Linked DNA regions of Homo sapiens: region 2 is linked to region 1. A link is a contact called in ENCODE Hi-C or POLR2A ChIA-PET data. All regions are on one chromosome and are shown on one strand. Each heading gives the region's core, a stretch centred on a gene start or an enhancer-like site at or near the end of the contact. The rest is flanking DNA. Distances are from core to core; before and after follow the strand shown. Region 1 has its middle 66 kb from the start of HSPA9. Region 2 has its middle 27 kb from the start of SNHG4.

Region 1 (6,023 bases), core at 2,402-4,901:
GACCAGCCTGGCTAATGTGCTGAAACCCCGTCTCTACTAAAAATACAAAAATTAGCCAGGCGTGGGTGTGCGTGCCTACAATCCCAGCTATTCAGGAGGCTAAGGCAGGAGAATTGCTTGAACCTAGAAGGTGGAGGTTGCAGTGAGCTGAGATTACACCACTGCACTCCAGGCTGGGCAGCAGAGCGAGACTCCATTTCAAAAAAAAGAAAAAACAAACAGATTGGGTGCAGTGCCTCATACTCTTGATCCCAGCACTTTGGGAGGCCGAGGTGGGCAGATTGCTTGTGCTCAGGAGTTTGAGATCAGCCTGGGCAACATGGCAAAAACCCATCTCTACAAAAAACACAAAAAAATTAGCCAGGTGTGGTGGTGCACACCTGTGGTCCCAGCTACTTGGGAAGCTGAAGCATGAGGCTCACTTGAGCCCAGGAGGCGGAGGTTGCAAACAACATAAGAGAAACAACATAAGAGAAACCATCAAGTGCCAGTGACTGGTTCTTGTTCATTCTCCCCTCGTTTATGGGAACTTCAGAGCCTGGAAGAGGTAGAGCACCTCTAAGGGGGACACCACACAAAGCCACCACACTAAGCCACCACTGTCATCAGAGCCACAGGGCTGGACAGTGCTGACTTTTCTCCTACTCGGAGGGGAAAGCCTATATGGACACCTGTATTCCAGGCCACCAACAAGCCCGATGGTTGTCCAAGAGCTCAGGGCCTCCTCTCTCCTGCCTTTTCTATTCTGGTTCCTCAGCCTCAGGTCTGAGCCATGGGAAACCCTCTCCAATCTGCTGCAACAGAACATCACAAACTGCTCCTGTTGTGGTCTGGGCTGCCAGTTCCCTAGCCTGCTGTTGCTACTGGAAGAAGACTATGACATCAGTAATCTCTCCCCATGCCAGTCCCTTTGTAGGTGGAAGGTGCCCATTTGAAAAGAATCACATCTAAAGCAGACAATTCAAAGCAATAGGGACAATGAAGGAAGCAAGAAGTGCCAACTGGGTGAAGCCGTGTTTCAGCCAGGCCCCATTATGCCTACACTTTTCTCAAGGCCCAGCCTCCCCACATGGCCGGTTCAGGCCCATCTGCCCAGCTCTCTTCCCCTTGCCTGCTCCTGGGCCCTGTCAAAATGCCAGCTCTTCCCTTCTCTGTCCCCTCTGCCTTCCAGGCTCCACCTGGCCCATCCCCAAGATGTCCAAACCTCCCAGCTGGAGGCTGGATTAGCAGCAGGCAGGGTAAGCCCGGCTGGGGCTAGAACAGTAGGTCTGAGCTGATGAACCTGTGTTCCAGAGCCAAGGGTAGATGGGAACACTAAGCAATTGAAATGTCACCTGCTTCCTGCTCCCCCCTCCCTACCAGGACATGATCTCCCTAAAGGCAGACTTTGGAGATGGAAGACCTGTGCTTGACTCGGATCTGTCCCTTTCTAGCAGCTAGCTTTGTACAAGTTAGACCCTCTAAGTCTCCACTTCCTCCTTTGTAAAATGAGGGCAGTAATTGGGGTAATTTGAGAAGGAATGGTAAATTGGTAGCTGAGGTACAGCTCTTAGCTTTTAGTTATCCTTCTCATGCCCTGCCCTTTCTGTCACCCTGGGCACTGGTCATGCAGGAGATGCTCTCTTGGCTGCTAGGGGGGTTGGGATGCCCCAGGAGGCAGCCCGCACCTTGCCAAGGAGCAGCCGGAGCCCTGAAACCTCCAGGAAGGGGTGGAAAAGCCTCTATCTGTGCTGTCTTTCCACAGAACCAAGGGAGAGGGTGGCCAAGAACTTAGGTGAGAAGAGGCACTGTGGGTGGCGGGGTGGGGTGGGGGCTCATTTCCATAGTTTTGTCCCAGAAGAATGTGCTGGGTATTTTTCCTGCTTTGCCCTGGCCAGGTTTGAAGGAGGAATCCCTGCTGGAGATTGATGTCACAGGCTTGCCTTCCCCTCCCCAGCTTCATCCTTGTGATTTAAAGAAATTATTTGGACATAGAAGTTAATGGAAGTAGGTTGCTAGTGTGTGGGCGAATCCATCACTGTCTCCCAGCATTCCAAGAGTGGATCTGTCTTTCAGGGTGAGATATCCTAGAGCGACTTTCCAAGGTCTGAGAAATAGAGTCTACCTTGGGAGGACAGGGCCGGGGGCATTGTGGACAGGGATTTTAGAAAGCTGGGGTGACTGCACGCTACTTCTAGGGCCTGGCTGGAGGACTTTCTTTACTTATGGGGGAAGGGAGGGAGACGGTATTGGCACGGATGGGGATGCTGCTTCTCTACCTCCGTCCCCAGCTGTCTTCTGCCCCAGGAAGTGGATAGGAAATAGACGGACACATCCCCGCAGTCCACTGCTCAGGATGAGGAGGGCTGATTTTGCAGCTGTCAGTGGCAGTGATGAAAGAGGTGGAGGTGAGGGGAGGAGGGGGTGCTGTTTGATGGAGCAGTGCTGTCGGGGGAAGAGGACTAGCTCCCCTTCCTTCCATTCCCCCATTCTCTCAGCTCAGCACTTCCTGGAGGTAGCATTCTGGGAGGGAGCTGCTTTGAAAGCACAAAGAACTAGTGCTGGAAGGCTGAGGGGTGGGGAGGTGTGAGGAGGAGAAGATAAGTATTCAGGAGGGGGCAGACTGCCCCTCAAGCCCCACACACAGCCAGGCCTTCTCCACAGCCTAAGTATGTGATGTGTGTGTGTATGTGTGTGTGTCCACGCCTACATGTAGTGCGAGCATGGACTTGCAGCTATGAAGTGTTGACAGGGAGAGTGACTAGGGACAATGCAGAAGCTGTTCTCCACCGGGCAGATGGCTCCTCTCAGGTACTTGCTCGGGTCTTCCTCTCTCCACTCCTTCAGTTCTCTCTCCACTCCTTCTCCTTGTTTTGTCTTTCTCCTCCTCAGTTTCTCAGCATCCCCTTTGCTTTCCCCCTCCCTCTCTTCTAGCTGTCATTCAGATGCAGCAAGATGGATTTAAATCAGACTGAAGATCCAATGTGGACTCTATATGGCAAATAAATAAATTAATTAATTTAAAAAAATCAGACTAACGAATAAACTGGGAAAGGGCAGCTGCAGATGGTCCAGGAGAGAGAATCCTGTAGGTTATGGAATGTTAGAACTAAACACCAGAGGAGTCTGCGGGTCTCTTCTGCACCTGTACACAGGAAGCTGGAGGTCCTTTGGGAAACATGTCTCATTGGCTCTGGGGGCAGTTGCTGGGGAGAAGCAGCATCTCCCCTCTTGTGCTTCCCATGGCTGGCTGATCCCCCGACAACACACTCATAGCCCTGAGATAATTGACTGTCTCAGCCCTTTCTTTCTTAGGCTCAGAGGAAGAGCCTGGTCTTTCTACACAGACCATGACTTTTCTCATGAAGCTGGGGACATCTGCAGGCTGGATGGCCTCCAGAGCTCTAGGCATGTGCCCAGAGGCCAGGCTGCCAGGCCCAGGTATGACAGCCTAGGCGTCCTCTCAGGTCGACTGCGCTTTAGACATTCTCCTCCTTGGTCCCTGATCCCCCTTGAGGAAGTCCAGCTCTGATTCAGGCTGTGGCAGTATCGGGGGGCAGCCTAAAGTGAGGACCCTTCTGGTAGGGCCTGCTCCTGCAGCGGCTGTCTTTGGGCATTGTGATTAGAATCTACTTTAATCATTCTTTCTCCCCGCCCCCCACACTGGTTTCAGCCAAACCAGACAGAAGGGGGCGCTCCTGAGTCATCCGAGAAGAGGATTCTGGGCTGATGCCTTAGCCCTGGCTCAGGGAACATCGGAAATTTTGTCTGTTCATCCATCAATCTGAAGGTGACTGGTGCGGTCACCTCGTTCTCTTTCTTCCTTTGCTTTCTTTCTTAAGAGATAGCGTCGGCCTTTCTTAAGAGATAGGGGGTGGTGGCTCACGCCTGTAATCTCAGCACTTTGGGAGGCCAAGGCGGGTGGATCACTGGAGGTCAGGATTTCCAGACCAGCCTGGCCAACGTGGCGAAACCCCGTCTCTACTAAAAGTACAAAATTAGCCAGGCATGATGGCAGGCACCTATAATCCCAGCTACTTGGGATGCTGAGGCTGGATAATCGCTTGAACCTGGCGGGCGGAGGGTGCAGTGAGCTGAGATCACGCCACTTCACTCCAGCCTGGGCGAAAGAGTGAAACTCCATCCCCCCACACCATAAAAAAAAAAGGGATAGTGTCTCACTATGTCATCCAAGCTTGCAGTGGCACGATTATGGCTCACTGCAGCCTCAAACTCCTGGGCTCAAGCCATCCTCTCACCTTAGCCTCCCTAATAACTAGGATTACAAATACGCACCATTACACCTGGTTAATTTTTACATTTTTATTTGTAGAGGTGGGGTCTATGTTGCTTAAGTGGTCTCGAGCTCCTGGTCTTGAGCAATCCTCCTGCCTCAGCCTCCCAAAGTGCTGGGATTACAGGCGTAAGTCACGGCACCCAGCCCCACTCACCTGCAGACTGACAGATGGACAATTTTTTTCTAGCAGGACCAGACAGAGACTTGGAGGAAACACTTTTATGACTTGTCCAGAGACTCCCTGGGCTGGAAGGAATCTGGCCTCTGCCTCTGGGAGATCAGCAAGTGGGGCAAGTCTTTGTCTGGGGCCACGGCCAAGGCTGGCTGGGTCCTAGGCTGGGGACAGTGTAACCCCTGACCATTTGCCAGCCCCCAGTAGCTCACCCTGGTCTGACTGTCTTGGCAGAGCTGAATGTCCCAATTTTCTTCAGAACTTTTTCCCAGGTTAATCTGTGTTGCTATTGCCCATGACCTGCTCACCACCTTCTTCATCATGAAAAAAAAAATGGCTTTCTCTCTTTCTCCCAGATCTCACAGTCCTCTGTGACTCTTCCTGGCCCCATCAGATGGGGATGGGCTGAGCCTAGAGTACTGAGCTGGTCGGCAGGGTGCAGCACATTCCTTACCTGGAGCTGACACTGTTAGGACTTTCTTCCCAGTTGTCTTCTTCGGGCTTCCTCCTCCCCACCCTGTCACCCCAAAGCCTCCCACACTTGGGAGTTTCTCCTTCCAGTAACAGGGCCTGCATGAGCACTGGCTTAGGGGGATGGGGTGGGGGGTACGATGCCTGTATCAGGTTACACAGCCCCAAAAGAAAAGGCTGGCTTTTTGGCTTCTAGCACCTCCAAATTCTCTCTGTCCAAAGGATGAGGAGCAGTCCTGGGTGTGGTGGCTGGTGTGGAGGATGGGACCTCTGGGCTGCCAACAAAGGCATTGCCAGCAGAGCTGAGGGCACAGGCCAAGTCTGGAGTCTGTGGACTTGTACTTGGGACATGCCCAAGTCATCCCTATGTCTACACCCTTCCATCTGACCAAGTCATCTGTTCCCCCAGAGCAAACTTGCCAACCCAAGACCACATGTGGCCCAGGACAGCTTTGAATGCAGCCCGATGCAAATTCATAAATTTTCTTAAAACATGATTTTTTTGCGATTTTTTTTTTTCTCACAGCTATCAGTGTTAGTGGGTTTTTTTGTTTTTTGGGGCGGGGTGGGGATGAAGTCTTGTTCTATTGCTCAGGCTAGAGTGCAGTGGCATGATCTTGGCTCACTGCAACCTCCCCGCCTCCCAGTTCAAGTGATCCTCGTCTCTCAACCTCCCGAGTAGCTGGGATTACAGGCTCGTGCCACCATGTCGGCTAATTTTTGTATTTTTGTAGAGACAGGGTTTCGCCATGTTGGCCAGGCTGGCCTTGAACATCTGACCTCAGGTGATCCACCTGCCTCAGCCTCCCAAAATGTTGGGATTACAGGCATGAGCCACTGCTCCTGGCCCATGTTAGTGTATTTTATGTGTGGCCCAACACAGTTCTTCTTCCAATGTAGCCCAGGGAAACCAAAAGATTAGACACCCCTGCCCTAGAGCCTGGCTCTGTAGAAACTCTCAGGACTTCAGGGGTCTACCTCATCCCACAGGGCCACAGGGTTGCCTTGGGGGTGGTGTGGGGTTGCCCTACCCTTTTAAAATGCCCTAAGGGTCCTGACAGCTACGGGTGGATACCCAGCCTCAGCTCCAGCCCAGCCCTACTG
Region 2 (6,023 bases), core at 1,397-3,896, 600 kb after region 1:
TCATAGCCAAAAAGTGGAAACAATCCAAATGCTCATCAACTGTTGAATGGATAAATACAATGTGGTATAACAATGGAGTATTATTCAACAATAAAAATAAATGAAATACTGATACATGCTACAACATAGACTAATCGTGAGAACATTATGCTAAGTAAAAGAAGCCAGTTGGCTGGGCACAGTGGCTCATGCCTGTAATCCCAGCACTTTAGGAGGCTGAGGCAGGTGGATTGCCTGAGCTCAGGAGTTCACGACCAGCCTGGACAACACAGTAAAACCCTGTCTCTACTAAAATACAAAAAATTAGACAGGTGTGGCAGTGTGCACCTGTAGTCCCAGCTATTCAGGAGGCTGAAGCAGTAGAATTGCTTGAACCCGGGAAGCGGAGCTTACAGTGAGCCAAGATGGTGCCACTGCACTCCAGCCTGGGCAACAGAGTGAGACTCTGTCTCAAAAAAAAAAAAAAAAAAAAAAAAAGCTGGGCGTAGTGGCTCACGCCTGTAATCCCAGCACTTTGACACTTTGAGAGGCCGAGGCGGGCAGATCACGAGGTCAGGAGATCGAGACCATCCTGGCTAACACGGTGAAACCCCGTCTCTACTAGAAATACAAAAATTAGCCAGGTGTGGTGGTGGGCGCCTGTAGTCCCATCTACTCGGGAGGCTGAGGCAGGAGAATGGTGTGAAGCCAGGAGGTGGAGCTTGCAGTGAGCCGAGATCGCGCCACTGCACTCCAGCCTGGGGGACAGAGTGAGACTCCGTCTCAAAAAAAAAAAAAAAAAAAGCCAGGGAGGAAAAGCCACACACTGCATGATTCCATTTATATAAAAAGTCCACATTAGACATATCTATAGAGATGGAAAATAGATTAGTAGCTGCCTAGAGTTGGGGCAATTTGGGATTGACTACAAATGGGTAGGAGGTTTCTTTCTGTGGTGATGAAAATATTCTAGGATTGGTTGTGTTGATGGTTGCACAGCTCTGTAAATATACTAAAAACTTTGTGCGCTTTAAATGGGTGAATTGTCTAGTGTATAAATTAAATCTCAGTAAAGAAACAGGCAACCCACAAAGTAACAGAAAATTCTATATGAAATTGTTACCACTAAGACGTCTAATAGTTATATTTAAAAATAATAATAACAATAGTTTTCTTGGTGTTTTGTTTTATTTTCTGAGACACAGTCTCCCTCTGTCACCAGGCTGGAGTGCAGTGGCACGATCTCAGCTCACTGCAACCCCCGCCTCCCGGGTTCAAGCAATTCTCCTGCTTCAGCCTCCCGAATAGCTGGGACTACAGGCGCATGCCGCCACGCCCAGCTAATTTTTGTATTTTGTTGTTGTTGTTGTTGTTGTTTGAGACGGAGTCTTACTCTGTCGCCCAGGCTGGAGTGCAGTGGCTCCATCTCAGTTCACTGCAACCTCTGCCACCTGGGTTCAAGTGATTCTCCTGCCTCAGCCTCCCGAGTAGCCGAGATTACAGGCGCGTGCCACCATGCCTGGCTAATTTTTGTATTTTTGGTAGAGACGGGGTTTCAGCATCTTGGCCAGGCTGTTCTTGAACTCCTGACCTTGTGATCCACCCATCTCAGCTTCCCAAAGTGCTGGGATTACAGGCGTGAGCCACCATGCCTGGTCTTTTTTTGTATTTTTAGTGAGATGGGGTTTCACCATGTTGGCCAGGATGGTCTCAATCTCTTGATCTCGTGATCCGCCCACCTCGGCCTCCCAAAGTGCTGGGATTACAGGTGTGAGCCACTGCGCCCAGCCAATAGCTTTTTAAAACAAAACAAAAAAGTGAGGGCTTTGCTGTCAAATCTCATTTCTGCCACCTGCTGACTATGTAACCTTGGACAAGTTACTTAACCTCACTGAGCTCAGTTTTCTCATCTGTAAAATATGTATTAGGTCATTTTGAGGATTAAATACATGAATATGTAAAGTCATCTGGCACATAGTAGGTGCTCAGTAAATGAAAACTATAAAGAAGAGCCAAGGAATGCCAACAATTAAAGGAGTGAGGAAGAAAAAACAATATTTGTGGGCCAATGCTATATCCATACATTTATGCCTAACATTTGGCTGTGTTCTAAGGACATAAGGAAGACCCTGACTAAGAAGCTGGAAGGCTGAGGTATAAGGCATTTCTGGAATAAAAATCCCCATAAATAAGCTAAGGGCCAAAACAGAGTCATGGGCAGGTTGTTCAGAAGCAGAGAGAAAGGCTTTGAAAGGGGAGGAGACTTTAAGAGTCAGCCAGGTGGAAAAGGGCAGAGTAGACCCTTGTCCCCTCCCCTACTATGGGTAACCAGAAGGATATGAAACAGCCCTCTCTGGAGAAAACTGGATAGAGTTTACTCAGGACAGGCAGAGGCAGAAATCAGAAGAGAAATTGTAGGTTGATTTTTCATGGCCAGGATGGGGAATGAAGCTGGCACAGGAGGTAGAAGATAAGGCCTGCCTCCCTGGCCTTGCAATAGGTGAACTGAGCCCTAGGAATTCCTGCCCTCTCCCCTGGACTAGCTCCCCTTGGCCCCTAAGCTCTGGATCTCCCTCTGCCTCCCACCAGTCCTCTTTTGGGGAACAGAACCCGATGCTCTGTGGGCCGAGCATGATGGCTCCAGCACTCCTCCCTCTAGTGACTCATTCCCAAGACTGGGGGTGGCAGGAAGTGCCAGGGCCCCAGAGTTGCAGCCCCATCCGGATTCTGGCAGCTTAGAGACATCCTATATTCTTCCTTCCTCCCCCCACCCCCGCCACCTCCCTCACTTTCAGCTCTGACTCTTGACATTTCTACATAAGAGACACCCACCTCCCCCAATCTCTTCTTGCCTTTCTATTGCCTCCTACAGTACCTAAACTGCAGCCCCTAGGGGCTGCTGGGTTAAAGCAGCCTGATCCCAAGGGGGAATGGACACAACCCACATCTAAGGGCCCTTTCCTAGGAAAGGTGACCAGGCAAGTTCTGTACCCTCATGGCCAGATCTTTGACCGGCAAGGCACATGATCTAGAAAGCATTCTGATTGACGCTTAAAACAACAAAATGGTTTTGCTCCATGCTAAGGTCTTCACAAGTCTGTCTCATTTATTCCTTACAACAACTCTAATACAGATACCATTATCACCGGCATCTGGCAAATAAGAAAAGTGAGAGGAAATGTGAAAAGTAGAAGAGCTCGGCCGGGCGCGGTGGCTCACGCCTGTAATCCCAGCACTTTGGGAGGCCGAGATGGGCGGATCACAAGGTCAGGAGATCGAGACCATCCTGGCTAACACGGTGAAACCCCGTCTCTACTAAAAATACAAAAAAATTAGCCGGGCGCAGTGGCGGGCGCCTGTAGTCCTAGCTACTCAGGAGGCTGAGGCAGGAGAATGGCGTGAACCCGGGAGGCGGAGCTTGCAGTGAGCCGAGATCTCGCCACTGCACTCCAGCCTGGGTGACAGAGCGAGACTCCGTCTCAAAAAAAAAAAAAAGAGAAAAGTAGCAGAACTGGGGCTTAAACCCAGGACTCACATCCTGGGCCTTTAACTGCCAGGCTCCTCTTCCTGTCTTGGGAACAGAGGGCAGTGTAGGCCTCTTTGAGCACAGCCCCCTGAGTAATCTAGGGCAGCACATGCAATCTTGAGGCCCTTGGCACAGCTGCTCTGGGGTCTGGCTTCAACTCTAGCCTCCCTTCTAGTTCTCCGTCCCTTTCTATACCTGCCCCACTCTCCGGGGTGGAAATGTGGAGGGCTACTCAGAGGATTCTCAGCCCCATCAACAGCTTATCTTCCTATTCAACTATTAGGACAAACAGACATCAATGTGATTCCAGGGTTCCCAGGGACTACCTAGAAAGAGGGAAATCAGATAGTAATGCTTATAGGTGCAGGCAGGCAAAAGGAGGCTATAGATACCCAAGCATGGGGTTAGCTGAGGCTTGCAGGCAGAGCAGACATCTGTCAAATCAAAGAGGCATAGAGACAGCCCACATGACAATAGAAATAATGATACCCTTGAATTATGTAGCACTTTATAATTTCTCAAGCACTTTGCAAACATTTGATCCTCCAGATGACCTCCTAGGGCCCAAGGAAGCAGAAAGCATCTTTTATAAGCTGTCACCACCTGTCAAGTTGTCCCCCAAGATGGGGAAAGGCAGGAGCCAGGCAAGGCAGTGAGTGAGTTAACCAAACCCAAGCCACAGTGAGTAATTGATAGTTTTTATGGAGACTTTATCCTCAGACTCCTTAGATATCATATTTCTGTTAGATTATATTTACATAACAGTGCAGGGTGAGAGACCCTGATAAATCTTCTCAGAGGCATGGGGATGAATACTGTGGAAATGTACTTTTGTTGATAGCGATTTGTTTTACTACACTACTGCCCTTCAATCTAGGGAGGAAAGAGCAAGGCTATTGCTTTATGGAGGGAGGGAAGGAGGGAAAGGAGAAGGGGAGGTATATAAAGATCAGAGATCTGGAACAAGAGGAATGAATGAGAGGGGAAGAGACAGGGCTCCGAAAGGGAAAGCTTTAGGCAAGGGGGGCAGAAGGAAAGGACAGGAAAAAGGAAAGCTGGGCCAGATGCGGTGGCTCACGCCTGTAATCCCAGCACTTTGGGAGGCTGAGGCAAGCAGATCACCTGAGGTTGGGAGTTCGAGACCAGCCTGATCAACATGGTGAAAACCCATCTCTACTAAAAATACAAAATTAGCCGGGTGTGGTGGTGCATGCCTGTAATCCCAGCTACTTGGGAGGCTGAGGCAGGAGAATCACTTGAACCTGGGAGGTGGAGGTTGCGGTGAGCCGAGATCGCGCCATTGTACTCTAGCCTGGGCAACAAGAGCAAGACTCCGTCTCAAAGGAAAAAAAAAAAGAAAAAGAAAAAGAAAGAAGAAAGGAAAACTCAGTAGCCAAGGGTGAAAGAAATGGATGATTCTGCAGGAAATGTGGCTTGCTGCTGGGGAATAGCCCTTGGCTGCAAGAATGAGCAAGATTCAGATGTCTTTTTGGCGGGTGCCAAGCTCTTCTTGTCTTTGTAGTTGGTCAAGAGAGATTGGGAGAATAAGGAGAGTCACAGGGCACAGGGGTCCTTTTAAGCCCACTTTTGAGGTGGGATCAAAAGCCTCTCTGGATCTCTTCCAGCCACATCCCACCATTCTCCATCAACCTTTATCCAGAGAGCACATGGGCTCTAGAGCCATCAGGACTGAGCTCTACCAATCCCTGGGTCTGGATCCTTCTCATCCAGAGGTTTAGGTTCTGCCACTAACTTAGCTGGATGGTTTTAATCCTCAAAACTCTCAGCCTTGGTTCTTGGTTTCTCGCTTTTTTTCTTTTCTTTTTTTTTTTTTTTTTTGAGACAGGGTCTAGCTCTGTTGTCCAGGCTGGAGTGCAGTGGCACAATCCTGGCTCACTGCAACCTTCTGCCTCTCAGGCTCAAACCATCCTCCTACCTTAGCCTCCTGAGTAGCTGGAAATACAGGTGTGTGCCACCATGCCCGGCTAATTTTTTGTATTTTTTGTAGAGATGGGGGTTCCACCATGTTGCTCAGGCTGGTCTTGAACTCCTCAGCTCAAGAGAGCTGCCCACTTTGGCCTCTCAAACTGTTGGGATTACATGTGTGAGCCACTGTGCCCAGTGGGCCTTGGTTTCTCTATTGGTGAACTGAGAATTTGTGGTCGGGTGTGGTGGCTCATGCCTGTAATCCCAGCACTTTGGGAGGCGGAGGTGGGTGGATCACTTGAGGTCAGGAGTTTGAGACCAGCCTGGCCAACATGGTGAAATGCCATCTCTACTAAAAAACAAACAAACAAACAAACAAAAATTAGCGAGGCATGTTGGTGCATGCCTGTAATCCCAGCTACTTTGGAGGCTGAGGTAGGATAATTGCTTGAACCCAGGAGGCAGAGGTTGCAGTGAGCCAAGGTTGTGCTACTGTACTGCAGCCTGGGCGACAGAGCAAGACTGCATTTCAAAAAATAAAAATAAAAAAAGGCGAGGGGGTGGAATTTGCTTACTTATCCAACAAATATTT

Evidence for each region. A loop is a pair of places that touch in the nucleus more often than their neighbours do. ChIA-PET counts read pairs that join two places held with the same protein, here RNA polymerase II (POLR2A). Pooled maps may share reads with other maps.
Region 2: a pooled map shows a loop between it and region 1 (2.7-fold over the local background). The contact joins two enhancer-like sites. A Hi-C loop is called at or near these places in 3 of 168 maps with a recorded cell type or tissue (Right ventricle myocardium superior, gastrocnemius medialis and heart right ventricle) and 8 of 50 pooled maps. POLR2A ChIA-PET finds 5 or more read pairs at or near these places in 2 of 52 experiments (A549 and Panc1).

The regions. Positions count from the first base shown.
Region 1 is chr5:138,638,345-138,644,367 of GRCh38, forward strand. No RefSeq gene overlaps it. Among named protein-coding and RNA genes, the nearest start is that of HSPA9, 66 kb to the left of the region's middle. RefSeq lists enhancers at 2,904-3,457, 3,458-4,011, 3,581-3,660, 3,671-3,750. Within about 2 kb of position 3,652, at least 3 of the 41 ENCODE cell types and tissues checked have a DNase peak (open chromatin) inside an H3K27ac peak, as active enhancers do.
Region 2 is chr5:139,243,849-139,249,871 of GRCh38, forward strand. No RefSeq gene overlaps it. Among named protein-coding and RNA genes, the nearest start is that of SNHG4, 27 kb to the right of the region's middle. Within about 2 kb of position 2,647, at least 3 of the 41 ENCODE cell types and tissues checked have a DNase peak (open chromatin) inside an H3K27ac peak, as active enhancers do.